2 separate regions of the Homo sapiens genome follow, and region 1 is linked to region 2. The links are chromatin contacts, found by Hi-C or POLR2A ChIA-PET in ENCODE. All regions are on one chromosome and are shown on one strand. The core of a region is the stretch at or near the end of the contact, and the rest is flanking DNA. Distances in the headings are between cores, read along the strand shown. Region 1 holds the start of ZNF574 (zinc finger protein 574). Region 2 has its middle 32 kb from the start of DEDD2.

Region 1 (5,773 bases), core at 249-2,748, 110 kb before region 2:
TTTAACTATACATGCCTGGTGTTAGGGAATTTAATCCATGAGAAGGTTAGGACATCTAGTGACCAAATGGCCATAGAATTGGCCCCGGGTCTCACTGTGAGACGCATCCCATAGTGGCTTCAGGTAAGTAAATAAATAACACAATTCTGAGAGTCAGTTTCCTCATCCGATAAGTTGAAATTCCTCTGTGTTTGGGTTCAAGGAGTAGGTCTGGAAATGTTTCTTTTCTTCTTTCAGATGGAGTCTCGCTCTGTCGCCCAGGCGGGAGTGCAGTGGCGTGATCTCGGCTCACTGCAACCTCGGCCTCCTGGGTGCAATCAAATCTCGAGCCTCAGCCTCCCGAGTTGCTGGGGTTACAGGCACGAGCCACCACGCCCAGCTAATGTTTTGTATTTTTAGTAAAGATGGTAGTTTCACCAGGTTGGCCAGGTGGGTCTCGAATGCCTGACTTCAAGTGAACCCGCCTCAGCGTCCCAAAATGTTGGGATTGCAGGCGTGAGCCACCACGCCCAGCCTGGAAACGTTTCTAACAGTACTGGGGCAACTCCCTCCCAAGGCCCTGAGGGGCGCAGGAACGAGGTGAGTAGGAATGGCCAGAGCCCCTTGGACACATGGGGCCCCAATCTCGAGGTGTAAGGGTCAGAGTCACCCCGGAAGGAGGTGGAGTGGAGTCCGCCCGTTACCGGCTCACTTCCTTCAGGCTCTCACCCCGATTGTCCTTCAGGTCCTCTACCCACCACACTCCCTATTTCTTCCAATGAAATTGTCCCTGCTTCTTTTTCTCCATATCCTCGCTCTCCTTGCTTCCCCTATGACATTTCTCCTCTCTCCACCTCCCAAAAGTCCCCTCGGTCTTTTCTCTGTTTCTTCCTGTTGCCTTCATTCCCCTCCTTTTAATAAAGTGAGTCTGGAACCTTGGTTTCCCTTTTCTCTCTCCATGTGACTGGTGCTGCATGCAGTTTGCCCTCTCCCCATCGCGCTAAGTGGTTTCACTTTCTCCCTCTGACCCTCGGGGAAACCACAAAGGTTCCCGTGCCTCCATTCCCCCGCTCCAGCCCTCAAGGTGCCGCGTGCCTCAATTTCCCAGGCTCTTTTCCTCCCTCTCCCTGTCCCCAACGCTGACTCCCTCACGGCGTCCCCAAAATGGCGCCCGCGGCCGCGCTCCGCCGCCTAACGTCATCGCGCCGCCCTCCGCTCAGAGTTCCCCTCTGGAGCCGTCGGAGGCGGAGTCGAGGAGGAGGAGGAGCATCCTCTAAGGAGGATTAAAGGGGCGGGCACTATCCACCCGAGGGCTGACCGGTGAGGGAACGACGCTAAAGGATTGGTTGGGCGCTGCGGGGAATCTCGACGCTCCTCACTATTGGCCCAAGCCTCAGAGACATGAACGTCGATTGGCCGAACGGCAGGGCCCGAGCGGGCAATGATTGGTTGCGTCCGGCCGTCCGTGCGGCGGCCGAGGAGGAAGGTGGGAGGGGCGTTGCTGAGGGTAGCTGGGGGCGAGAGCGAGGCTACGGAGCAGGCGAGAGGCGACGGCGAGAGCTAGAGCGGGCGCAGCGTTAGGGTGGCCGTGCAAGGGGAGCCGTGGCCCGGGCCCGGGGCGTGCGAGACGGCGGAAGCAGGTGAGCGCGAGCGGGCGCGCAGAGGCCGGCCGGGCTGCGCTCCCTGCCGCCGCGGCCTCCTCTTGCCAGGTCGCCTGCGCACTGAGGGCCTGAGGGGGTGCGCGCCGGGCAGTTAGGGCGGAGCGGCACCAACGGCCGACCCGGCGCGCGGGCAGCCGGGCGGGGGCCGGGCTGGAGCGGCGGGTGGGGAAGGGGCCTGGAGTCGCGTGCGGGGCTGAGTGAGGAGGGGCGGGGCTCGGGCTGAGGCTTTGGTGGGGCACCTGGGCGGGAAGGGGAGGCCTCAGAGCTGTCCCAAGAGGGCTCCGCGGCTCCCCAGGGTTTGGGGTAAAGGACTTGGTGGTGTGGCAAGTCCAGGACGAAGGGGCTGGGCCGGTTAGACGGCACGTGGGTGCCCAGTTAGGGGCTTAGGGCGTGAGAAAGATAATTAAGTTAATGCAGGGGAAAAATATCTAGTTCTTCCTGGAAAGAATTGGGGCGGTGAGAGGGGTTTTGGTGTGAAGACATTAGGAAATCGATATCCCCAAGGGAACGGTTTAGAGCTAAGGAGGGGTCCAGTTGTAATGGATGGGGTTAAATTAATGTGAAGAGGCCTTAAACCAATGTGTCAGGAGGTTGGGTACCCTTGGAATGCGTGGAAAGGAGTCTTTGTACAAAGAAGGATTAAGTGTATTTTAAAAGGGTGTCTGGGTGTCCCTAGAATGAGCTGGGGAAGGTAGTCTTTTTTAAGTACAGGTAATTAGGCCAAGGTGAAGATGGGATTTGGTTATTGGAAGGGGAGGAAGTAGGGTGGGAGAGATCTGTGTGCTAAAGTGAGGGGTGCCTGGGAATTCCTGGAATGAGACTGAGAGGTTGCTAAGACGCTGGGGGGTCTGAGTACCCCCAGAATAGGAGGCTGGTGAGAGGGGCTTGAGTGTGAGGAAGAGGGGTCTGTGCTGGATTAAGGTGGTGATGGAGGTTCTGTATGAGAATAGGAGGTCCGGGTATCCCTAAAGGGGGTTTGGGCAGCACGAGGGGTGTGTGTAAAAGGAGCTTAAGCCATTGTGAAAGATGGGTGTGTGGATCTTTACACAAAGAAGAGGAGTTATGTTGCTACGAAGAGGAGGGTCTGAGCATCCCTAGAATGGGTTAGGGTGGGTTGGGTCTTCTAGCAAATTAAAAAAGATTAGGTTAATAATGTGGAGGAGGATCTGGATATTCCTGAGATGGATTTGAGGGGGGGCTCTGTTTGCAAGAGAGGCATAGGTTGATATAAAATGAGGGTATGGGCATCCCTGAATGAGTGGCTGTGTATGAACAGGAAGGGTTTAAATCAATGGGAAGAGGGGATCTGGGTATCTCAGAGGGGATTAGAATTGTCGATTTGGTCTTGGTACAAAGAAGAGGTGATGAATGTAAAGAGTGGATAGATACCCTGGAGACAGGAGCTAGGGTGGTGGAAGGGCCTAGGTCCGAAGCGGGGAGGAGTAGGCTTTTGTGAAAATGGGTCTGGGTATTCTGGATAGGGGGTTAGGGTTGTAGGAGAGGGCCTTGATTTGTAGAGGAGGTTAAGTAATTAAACAGGGCTGCGTATCATGAAGTGGTTAAGGTGGGCAAAGTCTGGGTGTGGAGATGGGTTAGGCCAGTGTGAGAAAATTTGACTGGGGGGAAGGGATATAGTTTGACGTGAGGAATCTGGGCACCTGAGGAAGAGTTGGTGGGTAGCAGGGGTTGCGTGTAAAGGGGAGGGGTGGCACCTTGTACAGTGCTGAAAGTGGAGTGGTGGGGCATTGGGCAGTTTGAGTGGTCTGAGTGTAAAAAGAAGTCTGAGAACCTGGGAGAAGGAGCAGAGGCCATGGGAGGGGTGTGGCTGGGAGAAACAGGTGGGGAAGGCCTATATGGGGTTTCAGTTGGGTACCTTGGAGAGGAATGGGGTGAGGTGAGTTGGTAAGAAAAGGAGTCAGTGGAAGGAGGTCTGAGTGGAGGTTCCCATGTGCTGGGCGGAACTGTGGGGCCCACTGTGAGGTGTGGGAGATGAGGGGACTGGACAGGTTACAAGGATCTGGTGGGTGGAGTTTGATGCAAGTTGATACAGAGGTGAGACTGTGGGTAAATTCCTGGGGAAGGGACTGCCTGGGAGATTTGTGTTTGGTGTTTGTTATGCTGAGGGGAGGAAGGATTATTGGGAGGGAGGCAGAATTTTAAAAATCGAAGGAAGAACTTAAGGGGGTGTAGATCTAAGGTATTAGGAGTGGAGAGTGATGAAGGGAAGAGCTGAGGAATCGGTGACCTAACTGGTTTGTCCCCACTGTCTCCTCTTCCAGCCCAGGGCCTTGCTGCCGCCATGACTGAGGAATCAGAGGAGACAGTCCTGTACATTGAGCACCGCTATGTCTGCTCTGAGTGCAACCAGCTGTATGGATCACTGGAAGAGGTGCTTATGCACCAAAACTCCCACGTGCCCCAGCAGCACTTTGAGCTGGTGGGCGTGGCTGATCCCGGAGTCACTGTGGCCACAGACACAGCTTCAGGCACGGGCCTCTATCAGACCCTTGTGCAGGAGAGCCAGTACCAGTGCCTGGAGTGTGGTCAACTGCTGATGTCACCCAGCCAGCTCCTGGAGCACCAGGAGCTGCACCTGAAGATGATGGCACCCCAGGAGGCAGTGCCAGCTGAGCCATCACCTAAGGCACCACCCCTGAGCTCCAGCACCATCCACTACGAGTGTGTGGATTGCAAGGCTCTCTTTGCCAGCCAGGAGCTCTGGCTGAACCACCGGCAGACGCACCTCCGGGCCACACCCACCAAGGCTCCTGCCCCTGTTGTCCTGGGGTCCCCAGTTGTTCTAGGGCCTCCTGTGGGCCAGGCCCGAGTGGCTGTGGAGCACTCATACCGAAAGGCAGAAGAGGGTGGGGAAGGGGCGACTGTCCCATCTGCCGCTGCCACCACCACTGAGGTAGTGACTGAGGTGGAGCTGCTCCTCTACAAGTGCTCTGAGTGCTCCCAGCTCTTCCAGCTGCCGGCGGATTTCCTGGAGCACCAGGCCACTCACTTCCCTGCTCCTGTACCCGAGTCTCAGGAGCCTGCCTTACAGCAGGAGGTGCAGGCCTCGTCACCTGCAGAGGTGCCTGTGTCTCAGCCTGACCCCTTGCCAGCTTCTGACCACAGTTACGAGCTGCGCAATGGTGAAGCCATTGGGCGGGATCGCCGGGGGCGCAGGGCCCGGAGGAACAACAGTGGAGAAGCAGGCGGGGCAGCCACACAGGAGCTCTTCTGCTCAGCCTGTGACCAGCTCTTTCTCTCACCCCACCAGCTACAGCAGCACCTGCGGAGTCACCGGGAGGGCGTCTTTAAGTGCCCCCTGTGCAGTCGTGTCTTCCCTAGCCCTTCCAGTCTGGACCAGCACCTTGGAGACCATAGCAGCGAGTCACACTTCCTGTGTGTAGACTGTGGCCTGGCCTTCGGCACAGAGGCCCTCCTCCTGGCCCACCGGCGAGCCCACACCCCGAATCCTCTGCATTCATGTCCATGTGGGAAGACCTTTGTCAACCTTACCAAGTTCCTTTATCACCGGCGTACTCATGGGGTAGGGGGTGTCCCTCTGCCCACAACACCAGTCCCACCAGAGGAACCTGTCATTGGTTTCCCTGAGCCAGCCCCAGCAGAGACTGGAGAGCCAGAGGCCCCTGAGCCCCCTGTGTCTGAGGAGACCTCAGCAGGGCCCGCTGCCCCAGGCACCTACCGCTGCCTCCTGTGCAGCCGTGAATTTGGAAAGGCCTTGCAGCTGACCCGGCACCAACGTTTTGTGCATCGGCTGGAGCGGCGCCATAAATGCAGCATTTGTGGCAAGATGTTCAAGAAGAAGTCTCACGTGCGTAACCACCTGCGCACACACACAGGGGAGCGGCCCTTCCCCTGCCCTGACTGCTCCAAGCCCTTCAACTCACCTGCCAACCTGGCCCGCCACCGGCTCACACACACAGGAGAGCGGCCCTACCGGTGTGGGGACTGTGGCAAGGCTTTCACGCAAAGCTCCACACTGAGGCAGCACCGCTTGGTGCATGCCCAGCACTTCCCCTACCGCTGCCAGGAATGTGGGGTGCGTTTTCACCGTCCTTACCGCCTGCTCATGCACCGCTACCATCACACAGGTGAATACCCCTACAAGTGTCGCGAGT
Region 2 (6,592 bases), core at 569-3,068:
GGGGCAGCCAGCTGTCTCCATCATCCTAGAAGGGGCCCAGAGACAGGGACCCGGAGGCACAGACAGAGAGGTATGCAGAGCTGGACTGAGATGTGGAGTCATCTGAAGTGGGTAGGGTCCTGGGACAGGCAGGAGGAGGAGTGGAGAGACTTGCAGGCTCAGGGAGGCCAGGGCTCAGTGGTGTGGAGACTTCCAAAGACCAGGAGGAGGCTGGAGCAGGCAATGGAGCAGGGCCCTGAGACCACAAGCGGGGAATCGAAGACCAGGTAAAGGGAAGCAGGTTAGAGAAGGGCAGAGAAGTGAGGGCCTGCTGAGCAGAACCAGCCAAAGTAAATGGAGGAGCAGCTGGAGTGGGATGAAAAGGCCATGAGGCATCTTGCAGATGGGTCCTGCCTTATGCACACCCGGGTTCAGAAGCTCTCCCAGGCTGACTCTCCCCAAGCATTCAGTTTGGTTCCATTTAAGACATGCATACTGAATACTATCACGAATTAGCACTATGCTGTAAGCTGAAGAAACAAATGCAAATGAGACACAACTCTGCCCTCATAGAGACCCTCATCTGAAGTTGTTGGTGGGGGAGGGAATGAACAATAAATACACAGTTACTGATACACACAGCAACACAGAAGTACCTCAAAACCAAAGTGAGAGATGCAGAAGACCACACACTGTAGGATTCCATTTACATGAAATTCTAGACAGCAAAACTACTGTGACGGAAAAGCAAATGAGTGGTTGAAAAGGGCTGCAGTGGAAGGAGGGGACTGACAGCAAAGGCGCCGGAGGGAACTTTTTAGGGTAATGGAAATGTTTTGTAACATGATTGTGGTGGTGGTTACACAACTGTGTGTGTGTGTAAACTCATTAAACTGTACATTTACAACTGGTGAATTTTATTGCATGCAAATTATATCACAATAAAGCTGATTGCAAATAAATAAATAAATAATTACCAGCCAGAATATTCAAGACTCAAGATAGGGCTCTATGGGAGCCAAGAGGAGGTGGATGGGGCAGTGACGGAAGGCTTCTGAGAAGAGGTGATGCCTGAGATAAGACCTGAAGGATAAACAGGAGGCAGGATGGAGAAAGCGTTCCCATGGAAGAAGAGCTTTCACATGGAAGCAGGTGAGAACTGAAAAAAGTTCACTATGTTTTGAACACAGAATGGAGAGTAAGACTATCAAGAAGTGAGTGCAAAGAAAATCAGGGTTCAAAATACAAATCCATTGCTATTCGAAGTACCATGTTGAATAAAACCCACCTGCACCTGAAAAGGCCCAGAGAGAAGGAAACTATGAGACACGACTGGGGATTTTTTTTTTTTTTTTTTTTTTGAGACAGGGTCTCTCTCCTCCCTCTGTCATCCAGGCTGGAGTGCAGTGGCACAATCACAACTCACTGCCACCTCGACCTTCTCCTGCCTCAACCTCCTGAGTAGCTGGGACGACAGGCGTGCACCACCACAACCTGCTAATTTTTGTATTTTGTGGTAGAGACAGGTTTTTGCCATGTTGCACAGCCTGGTCTTGAACTCCTCGGCTTAAGCGATCTACTGGCCTTGATCTCCCAAAGTGCCAAGATTACAGGCATGAGCCACCGCTCTGGGCCAAGACTGGGGATTTCTAATTGGCCTCCTGTCTGCCCCACAGAAAGGTCTCCTTCCTGCCGCCCTTCCCAGAACTTCCTCCCTGCTCTTTTCACATGGGGATGTCTCTCTCCATTAGGAAGCAGCCTCTGCTCTGGACCTATCCCCCAACCCTGCCCACATCTCCAAGAGTTTGTGGGCCCCAGTGAATCCCTCCAACCTGGATTCCATGTGGCCACTGCCCCCTGGTGGCTGAAGTGATGCATGACTAAGGACGAAGGGACACCTCCAAGTCCAGGCCCAGCATGCCCTTCCAGAGGCCAGTCCAAGGCACTCCCACTACTGCCCCCCAAGACACACCCTTGTCCCTGACAGTCTCCTCCTTGCTAAATCCTACAAGCACTTTTCAGTCCTATCTGACTCTCCTCTGCAGCATGCAGCCACAAATATCTTTTCAAAATCCTCTTGGCATCTAAGAAACCTCACTCTCTTGGTTCTCCAGCTCTGTCTGGGCTGCTCTCCCAGGGTGAATCATCCCCTCCCACAACTGCTTTCTCTATGCTGGTAATCCCTAAATTTGTCTCCAGTTTAGCCCTCTCTCCTAAGCTTCACATCAGGATACCCAGCCACCTCCTAGAGGTTCCAAAAATACCTCAAAATCAACATGTCTAATCTAATCATGTCATCTTCTCTACCATGCCCCTAGACCTTGGTTCCCACTCCCCATGGTGATACTCCATCCAATCTAGCATTCAAGTCAGAAAAATTGTCCCTGTCCTTGACACCTTCCTCTTCCTCATATTCACATCCAATCAGGATTGAAATCCCATCCAGTTCATTTACTTCATTAATATTAAAATTTTAAACCATATGAAATTGACAATATCACCCAGCTTTTTCTTACAAAATGGGAATTTCATAGAGTTCAACCGAGTATTTCTCAAATCCATCTCCTCCTCTCTTCCCTGCTCCCAGTGTCCTAGTTCAGGCCTCCACATCTCCTGCTTGGCCCATGAATCTCCTTACTACCTGGCCTCCCAGTCTCCCCTCTTGCCCCCTTTCTAGTCTATCCTCCACACTGGCTACTGGGGTAATGTTTCTACAATATGGCTCTGATCAAATCACTCCCCTGCTTCAAACTCTTACTTCCTGTTGCACACAGGACAAAAGCCAAACTCCTTAGTCAGCTTTTCAGACCCTTCACAGTAACTGGCTCCCCTCCCTCTACAGGGAGCACCACTATGCATCCTGTACTGCAACCACACCAAACCACCACCACTTCCTTGAATCTGCCCTTAACCTCTTGGCCTTTGTACTTGCAGTTCCCTATAACTGGAATGCCCTTCTCACTCTTGTCCCCCTGGCTAACTTCTATTTGACTCCAAGAACCAACTTAAAATCATATGTTAATGTAAACCTCCAGTTCATCCATTCATCCATCCAATACACACAGCTTGAGTATCTATACTTGTATGACCTCCATAGAAGGTACCGGGGACACAAAGGGGAATAGGACACAATTCCTGCCATCAAGAAAGCTCACGGTCCAGTAAGAGACACAAATGCATATATAAATCACAACACTATAGTGTGCTAGGACACAAAACTAGACTGGGAAAATTGAATTTTACTTATTTTTGAGATGCCGTTTCACTCTGTTGCCCAGGTTGGAGTGCAGTGGCACTATTATGGCTCACTGCACACTCGAACTCCTGGGCTCATGTTATCCTCCTGCCTCGGCCGCCCCAGTAGCTGGGACTATAGGTGCGCACAACTACACCCGGCATTTTCTTGAATTTTAAAGGGGACTGGGACGCCGAGGCGGGTGGATCATGAGGTCAGGAGATTGAGACCATCCTGGCTAACACAGTGAAACCCCATCTCTACTGAAAATACAAAAAAAAAAATTAGCCGGGTGTGGTGGCGGGCGTCTGTAGTCCCAGCTACTTGGGAGGCTGAAGCAGGAGAATGGTGTGAACCCGGGAGGCAGAGCTTGCAGTGAGCCGAGATTGCGCCACGGCACTCCAGCCAGGCTACCCTGGCTGGACAGAGCGAGACTCCATCTCAAACAAAAACAAAAACAAAAAAAGAATTTTAAAGGGGAAATAGTCCTTCTGAAGGAGTCATTAAAATTGGAGGGAAGCATGAACAAGAGCACACAGGTGAGGAAGAGTAGGTTGTGTGCAGGGAGGCAGTTGGGATTGCTAAAGCATAAACCATAAGAGAAAAATGCTGCTGGAGAGGCTAGATGGGGCCCAATCATTAAGTATCTTTTGATCTAGGAGGCCATGGGGAGCCGCTGATGGGTTTTCATCAAGAGCAGCTTTGCATTTTTGAGAATATGAATCTGAGAGGACAAGAATGAAAGCAGGAAAAACCAGGAAGCTATTGCAATAGCCTAGGCAAGAGATGCTAATGGCCAGTATTGACATTGGTATCAGGGACATGAAGGAGGCAACAGGTTTAAAAAACCCGGAGGTAACTCAAGTCAGCAGGGCTTTATGTTTGGATATGAGCGTCAGGGAGAGGGTGGTGCCAAGGATGATGCCCACGTTTCTCACTTGGATGCCCGGATGGATGGAGGTGACATTCATTGAGACAGGAGAAAATAGGAGGAGGCACAGAACTTATTCGACAAAGTTCTTTCTTGAACCTCTTATATCTGAGGTGCCTATGAGACATGTCCTGGATCCAGCAAAGAGTTATATTAGTTCTTCAGTCTATATTGGGATACAGTTGTGTGCAGTGTCATAGAGAGAGGTCTCTGGGCTGAAGATCTGGACATCATTAGCATAGAGTTGATAGCTGAAATCACGAGTCGATGATGTCCCTCAAGAAGAATACGCCGAATGTGAAGAGCTCTAAGCCCAGAAAAGAGCCCAGGAGAAGTGCCACATTTCAAAGGTGGGCAGAGGTCAGGTGCAGTGGTTCACGCCTGTAATCCCAGCATTTTGGGAGGCCGAGGCGGGCGGATCACCTGAGGTCAGGAGTTCAACACCAGCCTGGCCAACATGGCGAAACCCCGTCTCTACTAAAAATACAAAAAATTAGTCGGGCGTGGTGGAGGGTGCCTGTAATCCCAGTTACTCAGGAGGCTGAAGCCGAAACAGGAGAATCACTTGAACCCAGGAGGTGGAGGCTACAGTGAGCTGAGATTGTGCACTCCAGCCTAGGTGAGACTCTGTCTCAAAAAAAAAAAAAAAAAAAAACAGGCCAGGTGAGGTGGCTCAAGCTTGTAATCCTAGCACTTCGGGAGGCCAAGGCAGGCAGATCACCTGAGATCAGGAGTTTGAGATCAGCCTGGCAAACATGGTGAAACCCCATCTCTACTAAAACTACAAAAATTAGCTGGGCATGGTGGTGGGCGCCTGTAATCCAAGCTACTTGGGAGGCTGAGGTAGGGAGAATAGCTTGAACCCAGAGGTGGAGGTTGCAGTGAGCCGAGATCATGCCACTGCATTCCGGTCTGACCGACAGAGCGAGACTCCATCACAAAAAAAAAAAAAAAAAAACAGGTGGGCAGAGAAATGAAGTCCCTAAATGGACCACAGAAGAAGCTGTCAGGGAGAAGAGAAGAGAACCATGAGCCTGCTTCATTATGGAGGCTGTGGTAGGCCACCCCTAAGAGGTCCCAGTGACCCCTGCCTCCTGATACTCATGTCCTCGTGTGGTGCCCTCTGCTTGAACGTGGGCTGAACCTTTTGACTTTTTTAAATCATTCTATATTTCATTTCAAAAGTGACTCACTTCTCATGAATAGAATGTGGCAAAAGTGATGGGATATTACTTCTGAGATTAGGTTATAAAAGACTATGGCCTGGTGCAGTGGCTCATGCCTATAATCCCGGCACTTTCGGAGACCAAGGCAGGCAGATCGCTTGAGCTCAGGAGTTCGAGACCAGCCTGGGCAACATAGTGAAACCCCGTCTCTACCAAAAATACAAAAAATTAGCCAGGCGTGGTGGTGCGTGCCTGTGGTCCCAGATACTCAGGAGGCTGAGGTGGGAGGATCACCTAAGTCTGGGAGGCAGAGGTTGCAGTGAGCTGAAACGGTGCCACTGCACTGCAACCTGGGTGACAGAGTGAGACCTTGTCTCCAAAAAAAAAAAAAGAAAAAAAGGGCCGGGTGCAGAGGCTCACGCCTGTAATCCCAACACTTTGGGAGGCCGAGGTGGGTGGATCACCTGAGGTCAGGAGTTTGAGACCAGTATGGCCAACATGGTGAAATCCCATCTCTACTAAAAATACAAAAATTAGCCGGGCGTGGTGGCAGATGCCTGTAATCCCAGCTACTCGGGAGGCTGAGGCAGGAGAATTGCTTGAACCCAGGAGGCGGAGGTTGCAGTGAGCCGAGATTGCGCCATTGCACTCCAGCCTGGGGGACGAGAGAGAGTTCATCTCAAAAAAAAAAAAAAAAAGAAAGAAAGTGAAAGAAAGACAGAGAGAGGGAGGGAGGAAGGGAAGAAGGAAAGAAGGGAGGGAAGGAGGAAGGAAGGAAGGGAGGGAGGGAGGGAAGGAAAGGGAGAGGGAAAGAAAGAGAAAGAAAGAAAAAGAGAGAGGAAGAAAAAAGAAAGAAAGGGAAAGAGAGAGAAAGAAAGAAAGAAAGGGAGAGAGGAAGGAAGGGAGGAAGAGAAGAGAGGAAGGAAGGAAGGAAGGAAGGAAGGAAGGAAGGAAGGAAGGAAGGGAGTTTTGGGTTGATTTAATATACAGAAGCCAAGGAAGGAAAGATTTCTAAAAGAGAGGTACTGGTCGATGGAGTTAAAGCTTTAGATAAAGATGAAAAATGTACTTGGATTTGGCAAGAGAAAGTCCTTAACAAGCTCAATGTGAGTGGTTTCAGTGAGTTGTGACTCAAATGCAAGGTGAAGGCCGGGGCTGGTAAGCAGGAATGGATACCAATGTTTCTGCCCACCCAGCATCCATTTCGCCATCCTCTGTAATGGCTCCCTGACTTTTCACTGAGTAACCATTACCCACGTCCTACTGGATATGCTTCCATGA

Evidence for each region. Hi-C counts contacts between places; a loop is a spot of excess contacts on that map. ChIA-PET counts read pairs that join two places held with the same protein, here RNA polymerase II (POLR2A). Pooled maps may share reads with other maps.
Region 1: a pooled map shows a loop between it and region 2 (2.7-fold over the local background). The contact joins the promoter of ZNF574 here to the enhancer-like site in region 2. A Hi-C loop is called at or near these places in 1 of 168 maps with a recorded cell type or tissue (endothelial cell of umbilical vein), 8 of 37 single-sample maps with no recorded cell type and 9 of 50 pooled maps. POLR2A ChIA-PET finds 5 or more read pairs at or near these places in 12 of 52 experiments (A549, A673, CD4-positive, alpha-beta memory T cell and 9 more).

Annotation. Positions count from the first base shown.
Region 1 is chr19:42,074,668-42,080,440 of GRCh38, forward strand. It overlaps ZNF574 (zinc finger protein 574), which reads left to right and starts at 1,499. Exons shown (of 2, transcript NM_022752.6): 1 at 1,499-1,619; 2 at 3,920-5,773. The coding sequence starts at 3,940. RefSeq lists enhancers at 659-728, 809-858, 1,079-1,198 and silencers at 1,569-1,828, 1,839-1,918.
Region 2 is chr19:42,182,678-42,189,269 of GRCh38, forward strand. It overlaps a transcript of POU2F2 not described here. Among named protein-coding and RNA genes, the nearest start is that of DEDD2, 32 kb to the right of the region's middle. Within about 2 kb of position 1,819, at least 7 of the 41 ENCODE cell types and tissues checked have a DNase peak (open chromatin) inside an H3K27ac peak, as active enhancers do.